Regions from separate parts of the Homo sapiens genome. Here all the other regions are linked to region 1. A link is a contact called in ENCODE Hi-C or POLR2A ChIA-PET data. All regions are on one chromosome and are shown on one strand. The core of a region is the stretch at or near the end of the contact, and the rest is flanking DNA. Distances in the headings are between cores, read along the strand shown. Region 1 holds the start of ZNF33B (zinc finger protein 33B). Region 2 holds the start of LINC00839 (long intergenic non-protein coding RNA 839). Region 3 overlaps LOC105378269 (a long non-coding RNA gene).

Evidence for each region. Hi-C counts contacts between places; a loop is a spot of excess contacts on that map. ChIA-PET counts read pairs that join two places held with the same protein, here RNA polymerase II (POLR2A). Pooled maps may share reads with other maps.
Region 2: a loop to region 1 is called in a map of K562, with 2.3 times the contacts of the local background. The contact joins the promoter of LINC00839 here to the promoter of ZNF33B in region 1. A Hi-C loop is called at or near these places in 1 of 168 maps with a recorded cell type or tissue (K562) and 1 of 50 pooled maps.
Region 3: a map of adrenal gland shows a loop between it and region 1 (2.2-fold over the local background). The contact joins the enhancer-like site here to the promoter of ZNF33B in region 1. A Hi-C loop is called at or near these places in 11 of 168 maps with a recorded cell type or tissue (CD8-positive, alpha-beta T cell, Caco-2, Calu3 and 8 more) and 21 of 50 pooled maps. POLR2A ChIA-PET finds 5 or more read pairs at or near these places in 3 of 52 experiments (GM12878, HCT116 and MCF 10A).

The regions. Positions count from the first base shown.
Region 1 is chr10:42,637,111-42,640,065 of GRCh38, reverse strand. ZNF33B (zinc finger protein 33B) reads left to right here and starts at 1,496. Exons shown (of 5, transcript NM_006955.3): 1 at 1,496-1,592. It overlaps LOC105378268 (a long non-coding RNA gene), which reads right to left and starts at 1,761. Exons shown (of 2, transcript XR_945898.3): 1 at 1,513-1,761. RefSeq lists a silencer at 1,577-1,746 and enhancers at 1,937-2,206, 1,866-2,734.
Region 2 is chr10:42,473,974-42,476,928 of GRCh38, reverse strand. LINC00839 (long intergenic non-protein coding RNA 839) reads right to left here and starts at 1,438. Exons shown (of 5, transcript NR_026827.1): 1 at 1,049-1,438.
Region 3 is chr10:42,768,386-42,771,340 of GRCh38, reverse strand. It overlaps LOC105378269 (a long non-coding RNA gene), which reads right to left. Exons shown (of 2, transcript NR_134498.1): 2 at 1,720-2,062. Among named protein-coding and RNA genes, the nearest start is that of BMS1, 13 kb to the left of the region's middle. RefSeq lists enhancers at 1,038-1,538, 1,539-2,039. Within about 2 kb of position 1,545, at least 2 of the 41 ENCODE cell types and tissues checked have a DNase peak (open chromatin) inside an H3K27ac peak, as active enhancers do.

The DNA.
Region 1 (2,955 bases), core at 247-2,746:
AAAATGCTGGGACTACAGGCGTGAGCTGCCATGCCCGGCCATATTTGCATTTCTTTCAATTCTCATAATGGACTTAAAAAGTTTTGCTGGAATGGAGCTGCTTATTTTTCTCTATTATAAAATGTAACTGATATTAAATTTATAGTTTCTGTCTTTGGTATCACATCCCTTTTTGGTTTTTTTTGAGACAAAGTCTCACTTTGTCACCCAGGCTGGAGTGCAGTGGTGCCATGATGGCTTACTGCAACCTGGGGCTCAAGTGATCGTCCAACCTCAGCCTCCTGAGTAGCTGGGATCACAGGCGCCTGCCTACATGCCCAGCTAATTGTTATTTTTAATTTTTTGTAGAGACAGGGGTCCCACTATAACGCCCAGGCTGGTCTTGGACTCTAAGGATCAAGTGGTCCTCCTGCCTCCACCTCCCAAACTGCTGGGATTACAGGTGTGGGCCACTGTGCCTGGCCCACATGTCAATTTTCAAAAATTTATACTCGTTTAAATGTTTCAATACTGTATACATGTGAATTTTATCACGTGTGATCTATATATATCTCTATATTCCAAATTGTTAGGAATGACATGCTCTTTGGAATACTCCATTCTTTCCCTCACTGTTTTGAAATGCTGTATTTACTACACATTAAAGAATACTCTCAATCATGGTGTCTTATTTCCATGGAGCAGGTGCCAAACTACTTTGAATAGAGCAATATTATATATATAGATAGATATAGATATTTCTCAGGCATTTTTTCAAGCTTTTTAAAACGTATAATGGCTGTTCATTTAGTTTTTTACTTACTCTGGATAAAGTTGACAATGCTTTTGTAAAGTACACAATACACTAAAGATCAAAGAGAAAAAATACATAAAAAAATTTGTTGATATTCTTTTAGGAATTTTGTCTTCCTAAGAAAGGTACAGATAGACTAAATGTATTTCCATTTAGTCAAGCAATTTTAATGTCACAGGGGAAATCATGTGACATTTATTTTCTTCTTTCGGATTATGTCTATTTTCTGACTTTTCAATTTCCGTTTATTGCGTTAACGATTTTGATGAAGTAGCTTTCCTGTGGCACCTCCCCCATCCCCCCCATCCCTGCTCTCAAAGAATCGCTGATAGTGTCAAAGTCTTTTAAACTGTATCAATAAGATCTACTTCCTAACATTTAAAGTGAAACTGACACACAGCTGTCCTTTCCTTGAGGCGTCTGTGTCTAACCTGCACACTTGCTGCACACAGACCTCCCCTGCAGTGCATCCCTTTGGGTCGCCCCGGGAGAGCCAGGGCTGCGGGCAGTTCCCACACCAACTCAGACCGCATCTGTCCACTGCCTAGCGGGGCACCTCTCTGCCAATCCCGAAGGGCTGCTCTCGCGTCCTCACGGGAAAGGTAGTTTCCAGGTTGGGCGCCAACAGCGCCAGGCTTTGAGCGTGGGCTCTGCGCATGCCTCATCCACTGGCTACCTCTGCGTTTCTGCGTTTCCGCCTTTCCTTTTGTTTGTCTCACGTTTTGCGTGGGAGGCGGTCCCGGGATTTCAGGGGTCTACCGGCTCTCTTATGGCGAATGCAACCCGAAGAGAGAGTGAGGTAAGCCTCCGCGGGTTGGGCAGGGACGGAGAGGGGGCCCCGCGCGACTCCAGGAGCAGGCAGCCGGGGGCCAGTGCCAGGTGGTGGCGAGGAGTCCCGGGGACCTCACGGAGAAGCCGGGGACGGCGGGGCTGCAGCATGTCTACCAGGACGCTACGCCAGTTCCTCTAAGGCGCAGCCTCTGTAGGGAGCGGGCTACGCCCTGTGCGTTGCCCTGTTTGTAGGGGCCGCGGAGGAGGGCATGTGCGCTTGCGCGGTCCGAGCGCTGAGCCTTGCGGGAGGGGCAGTTCTCTGGTTGAGCGTGTTTACGCCCATGTGCTAGGGCGCGGCCCTACCTGGGTAGGAAAGGGCGGGTGCAGTCGCCCGCCCGACATACGGACTCTGTTGCCCGTTCTGCGTTCATCCTCTTTAGGTTTCGAACTGCCCTCCAGTCATGTCCATCACCCCATCTTGTTATTTGCTGTTCCTCTGTCCTAACTTGATCTTGCACTCAGGAAGGATCTTCAAGAATTACATAATTTTGGCCTAGCGCGGTGGCTCTCTCCTGTAATCCTGCACTTTGGGAGGCCGAGGAGGGTGGATCACCTGAGGTCAGGAATTCGAGACCAGCCTGACCAACATGGCAAATCCCCGTCTCTACTAAAAATACTAAAAGTAGCCATGCGTGGTGGCCTATGACTGTAATCCCAGCTACTGAGGCAGAGAAATGCTTGAACCCGGGAGGCGGAGGTTGCAGGTAGCTGAGATTGCACCATTGCACTCCAGACTGGGCAACAAGAACGAAACTCCGTCTCAAAAACAAACAAACAAACAAAAAACCAGAATTACCTAATTTTGCCTCATTTGTTAGAAGAAAAAATAATTTTTTTGTTTTTTGTTTGTCAAGGTTACTGACTTGTTCAGGATCAAAGTTTGTTAGTAGGGAGAACTAAAAGTCACTTCTCCTGACCCCTAAGCCAGTACTACTTTTCTACACACATCAAAGCAAGTTTAAAACATCCTTTTGAGAAATAGCAACAAAGTTAGATGAAGAAATTAAAACGGATTTTTTCTTTGAAGCACTGACGCTTATGGTTTTCTGTGGACTAACTCATCAGAGGTTAAGTAACATTACTGGGAAAATCGATAGCCTAGTCCTATTCTTTACAATGGTTTTAGTGTTAATGTTTTTTCATTAAATGTATTGTTAACTTGTTTGGCCAATATTGTCATTATACATTTTTTGTGAAGACTGAGGGAGATTGAAATCCTTAGGAAGCAAATATTTACTTTCACCTGATGAAAAATCTTGTGCCCAAGAGCTACATGGTTATGTTGGAGTTGTATTAGGGTGTTCTTTCACCATTTCTACCCCCTATTCCGA
Region 2 (2,955 bases), core at 189-2,688, 160 kb after region 1:
CACTGCTCACTCTCTCTCAAAGAGAAAGACGAAAGGGATGGTTTTTCAATTTGTTTCGAGAAGCCAGCATTACATTAATACACAATCTGATCAGACAATAAAAAACCCAGAAATAATAGATGTTCTGTTTCACAAACACAGATACAAATATTCTAAGAAAAATATTGTTACATGAACTAAACCAAGCAAGAAATTAAAACTGAAATTAAACAACAAAGACCAGAGTAGGAAACAACAACCTACAATAGAAATGAACCAATAAAGGACTAATCTCTAAAGTGTCTTTAAAAATGCTTCACATCAATGTAGGAAAAACACAAATGATCCAAGACAAAAAGAACACTATGAAGGAAAAAAAAGGGGGGTGCATGGGCGAATAAATATTTGCTAAGCCGTACTATGAAGAGGGTTATTTCCAGTTCCAGATGAGAGATACCCACAGGCAGCCCGGGGGGTGGGACCCCAGGGGACAGGACCCCCAGAAGGTGACAGAGATCCTGGCAGTGGGGGACCTGGGGCAGAAGGTGACCCCATCCTCTTCCCGGGCTGCCGCTCAAGGCTCCTGCCGCTCCCGGGCTCCAGCGCCCTCTCACCGGGTCCTGATCAGGGCTCCCTTTCTCACCCCGGGTCAGGCAGAAGGCCCCGGACCCCAGTCCCAAAAGAAACGGAGGCTGCAGGGCTTCCACGCAGGAGAGAAGGGGAGGGCTCCTCTCCGACCCGGGCTCCTTCAGCGCCCACCCCAGCGGACTCTGAGAGGGCGAGGAGGAGGTCGGGGGCTAGGTTCAAGCCGCACTGGGCCCCGGATTCAAGAAAGAAACGGGCTCCTGAGACGCCTGTGCATCAGAGGGGTCCTGGCTCGGCCTGGGATGGGGCTCGGGGAGAGTCAGACGATCTGCCAGGCTCCCAGCCTGAGGCCGCCCTCCCCGGCGCGCAACCCCCGCCCCCACCGCTGGGGCCCTCCTGCCTTTCCCGGCACGTCGCTCCCCGAGAGGCCGAGACTCCTGCCTGTCCTTCCTCTGCCGCCGGTATCCCAGACTCCCGGACTCACGCGCGGCTGGGTTGCCGTCTCCTCCTTTCAGGGCTGGACGCCACAGGTTCCAGGCTTCTTGGGTTCTGGGAGGAGGCGCAGCGGAAGGCGAGGTCGCTGCATGAGGCAGCTCCAAAGTCGCCTCGCCCTCGCGCTGTTGCTGCCTCACTGCCTCCAGCCTCCAGCATCCGGAGAGAGTGCAGGCAGGCGGCACCCAGTTCTCTTCCTTCTCCTCCTGCCCACGGCGGAGCAGCCTCCAGCATCCAGGGAGAGTGCAGGCACGTGGTGCCTGGCCCTCTTCTTTCTCCTCCTGCCCAGGGCGGAGCCATACAGACCACGCTGCCTGGAGCAGGGTGAAATGCGGAAAGCCCACGGAGCAACTATTTATAATGACTTATTTAACTAGATATCCTGTAAGGCATGTTCGGATTGGATGAGAGCCACTGTGCAAAACAACTCTGATTGGATAATATGACCCAATCAGGGCTGGCTGAAATGTTCCTTCTCGTCCTATCAGACTCAGGGTATAGATGCTGGGGTGGGGCAGGAGCCAGCGCCCCCACCGGAATTTGTGGCCACTTCGCCTTTGGCTTTGCCTCCTGCCATGCCCCGCAGGCCCGGAGAATGTGGCCCCAGACTGAAATGAGAAGAAGGTGGCCCCGCCGAGGGTGAGTCTGGGGAGGCTGGAGTGGGGGCTGTGAGGGGGTGCCCGGGCAGGAGTCTCGGCCTCCGCTGGGAGCAGCATATTCAGTGTGTAATGTGAATAACAGGCAAAATAGGTCTTAATTTTTTGTATTATTAGTGACAAAGACTTCCGGTCAACCGCAGGCCGTTAGGAGTTATGCTTTGGGGGAGTTGAGAGTTAAACTTGGATTTTTGACTGTGGGGGGTTAGCATCCATATCCCCCACATTGTTCAAGGGTCAGGTGTATTTTAGAGCACTGGCATGAATCACTTTGGGTCCCACTTGTTGAAAATAGGCATTGACATTTGGAGGCGCCTCCTTGTAGCGAGCAGGTACTACTGATCTCTCTCTTCCACGTACTGACCTTTCCCCAGCTTCTGTGGAACCCTGTTTCCTGGAGTTTACTTACATTCTTTAGTCAATTCTTCTCTAATTCTTCTGAAAGTGGATTTGGAGCAAGGGAAGAGAAACCTGCAGTCTTGGCTGTGTCCAGGTTTTGGTTCTGATTCTTGTGTGCGGTCCACATTCAGATTGGGGTCCTTAATGAAATCCATGGCTTCATCTCTCCTTGCATGCCAGCATCACCCAATCGTGTATAGTTAAACTCGAACTCCCTTTGCACCACAGACTCCCATCTCCAGGTGTTTAACAGGAATTGGATACTGAGCATGTGATATTTTTACCTAAACCTAAATACATCTTTTTTCCTTGTTTCCCTGTGTGCTTGTCCCCTGCCCAACCATCAGCACCACAAATCTAGACGCCTAAAATTCATCCACCTCCTTTGTAATGGCACCCAACCACCACATACAATCCTTTTAAATATCTCAGTTCTGTATTTGGAAAATTACACATTTTAACTGTCTTTTCACTTCATTGCCTTTCCATTACTCTAGGCCCTCATGGTTTCTTCACTGTTAGACTAATGAGCTATGAGTGTTTACCCTCCTAATCCTGCATACTCCTTAAAACCTCAGGCAGAAAATGGAAATTAAACTCGTGGGCATTCAAGGACACCCCCACGATTTTCAGGGTAAAGTTTTTATGGCTTAGCTTAATGCCCAACGACTTTCACATTCCTCTGTTGATAATTTCAATCTCTTGAAATTCTCTCAAACAAAAATAACTAACACTTGTTAACAACTTCGTGTTTCCAGGAAATACTTTAAGCAATTAAAGTCATAATTAAAGTAACATATGCAAAAACCCTATCAGTACTGCTTTTATACTTAAAGTTTTGTTT
Region 3 (2,955 bases), core at 296-2,795, 130 kb before region 1:
CATGGCTTTTGCCTATAACTGTGGCTCACCAAATCCTGCTGCATGACACAGACCATGACCAAGAGCCGATAAGAGCCACTCCTTGGATGTAACAGAAACCAGCTTAATGCTGCTTGCAGGACAGTTCTTTGGGTGGCTTGGGCCAATGCAGTTCTCCCCACCTTTTTTTCTTTTTTTTCGTTTTGAATGGAATCTCACTCTGTTGCCCAGGCTGGAGTGCAGTGGTGTGATCTCGGCTCACTGCAACCTCCGCCCCCAGGGTTCTAGCAATTCTCCTTCCTCAGCCTCCACAGTAGCTGGGATTACAGGCACCTGCCACCACGTCTGGTTAATTTTTTTGTATTTGTAGTAGAGATGGGGTTTAGCCATGTTGGCCAGGTTGGCCTCAAACTCCTGACCTCATGTGATCCACCTGCCTCAGCCTCCCAAAATGCTGGGATTACAGGCGTGAGCCACCATGCTCGGCCCCCACTTTTTTACTTATAGTTCTCGAGAATAACTATAGAATGTGCTGAAAATGCAACATCCTGAGATAAGGAGGAACTGACCAAAACAGCCCAGGCTCTGTTCTTGTTCCCTCTAGAAACAGAGTGTTCTCCAATGCTTTAGCCCAGCAATTCCCACTACCCTTGAGTATAACACCCAGCGCCAGCTGCTCTGCAGGGTCTCTTAGTTGTGGTACAAGTGGAGCAAACAGATGAGAGTCCATCCACTCTGGACAGCTTTCCTGAGGCTTGGAGGACTGGCTTGTCCTGAAACCTAGGCTTCTATTGTCCCTCACAGCCAATCTGTAAGTAATAAACCCACTTCAGGTCACATGTTTATGGAGTGGGCAGTGTGTGAGGCCCTGGGGTGATTCAGTGAATCACATCAGGTGAGCATGAGGGGCTTCCTGGGAGAGGGGAAAGCCCATGTCAGGAAGGAAGGCCAGGAGAGGGGACCTGGTGTGGCAGAGGGCACTGTCCCTGGGGGAGTGGTGAGAGCCCTTAAGAGAGGAGGTTTGGATCCTGAAATCAGCAGGGAAGCCTGGAAAGATTAGCTGCGGAGAAGCAGACAGGGGTTTCAGCCTAATGCCTTGCTGGATGAAGAACTGCTTGGGTCAAATTTGCCTTTGAATCCCGGAACGTGGTGCCTGGTTTTCCCTCTGCATGTTGCCCTGTTTCTCAGCCACCTGTGTGTGTGGGTCCTGAGGTGGGGCCATCATGGTACACTTGAGGAGGGGCTCCATGTGGGACTCCAGGGATCCACAGTTCAGAGCTGGTTCCTCAGGGAGTAACGAAAGGGGTGGGGAGGAACCCAATCCTGGGCCTGGGAATGGGTACAGCAGAAAGTGAAAGTCAAAAGTGCAAGCAATGAAGAAAACAGTAAAACAGCGCCAACACTGCGCATGTTCAGTGGAAGGCAAGGCACGCCTTGCATTTGCAGTCACTAAGTCACACCACCTCCTCAAAAACCCTGGGGAGTTGGTGCTGACTTCCCAAGGCCACGGAGCCAGCAGTTGCAGAGCAGGATTTGTGCTTTCCTCAGCCAGGCTGTGCTGCCCTGCCACGCCCGCGCCAGGAGGCCACGCCCCCAGTGGAAGGCCATGCCCCCACGGCTTGCAAGGCTGGACTGCAGGCGGGTGAAGGACTCGGTGTCCTGTCTTGTAATTTGTCTCTTAAGTGTGACACAAACACACACACACACACCACGTTTGAAATTTGCTCCATGACACTCAAGTTCAGAAATCTCATGTAACTTTAATATTCAAAATCCATGTCAACCCCAATCATGTTTGTGGGGTTCTATGGGGTCTCGAATGAGGAATAGCTAGCTGGATTCCAGTCCACAATGGGCACCCTCACTGTTCGGCAGCATCCTGGGCCACAGTCCTCACGACTGGCTGGGCCAAAGAGACCCAGGACGCTGCAGGTTAAAGGCCAAGGCACTGGCCAGCCCTACGCCCACCAGCTGGACCCAGCCCAGTCCTTGTTCGTCCTCAGCTCCTCCTCCGCCTCAGGGAAGTCGCGTCCTGGTCAGGAGGACCTGCAACAGCCCACACTGTGTCCTTAGGGCGAGGGGGCTGTAAGAGTTAAAGAAAGGAAAGAAACATGAAAAGTGGCTCAACAGTCAAAGACAGGTTTATTTTGGAGAATAAACCTGAGGGGCTTCTAGCCTATTTCTGTCAGGAGCATTCTGTCTTACAGACTAGGAGTGTTTTAGGGTGAGAGAGCTTATCACAGATTTGAAGTGTTTCTGTGTGGGGGAGAAGTTTATGGCAGGGTTGGAATGTCTCCCGCGGGAGGGGATGTTATCTCAGGGCTGGCATGTCTCTGGTCGGAGAGGGGTTTATCTTAGGGTTGCAATGTTTCTGGTCAGAGATGTCATTTGTGGTTTATGGTCATGCTGACCGTAGCCATCAGGCTGATGACCTTTAGATTTAGGCAGTTTTTGATCAAGGGGAACTTTAAGATGGCGGTGCTTGTACAAGATGGAGATGCCCCTGCTCTGTCAGGGGCGAGGAGAGGCAACTCTGGGTGAGACCGCAGCAACAACAGCAGCAGAAAGGACCAACCTGCAGCTGGGCGCAGACCAGTCGGCAGGTCCTCCTGACCAGGACGCGACTTTCCTGAGGCGGGGAAGGAGCTGAGGACTAACAAGGACTGGGCCGGGTCCAGCTCGCGGGCGTAAGGCTGGCCAGTGCCTTGGCCTTGAACCTGCAGCGTCCTGTAATCCCAGCACTTTGGGAGGCGGAGGTGGGTGGATCATGAGGTCAAGAGATCGAGACCATCTTGGCCAACATGGCGAAACCACGTCTCTACTGAAAATACAAAAAATTAGCCAGGTACGGTGGCGGGCGCCTGTAGTCCCAGCTACTTGGGAGGCTGAGGCAGGAGAATCGCTTGAACCTGGGAGGCGGAGGTTGCAGTGAGCTGAGATCGCGCCACTGCACTCCAGCCTGGCGACAGAACAAGA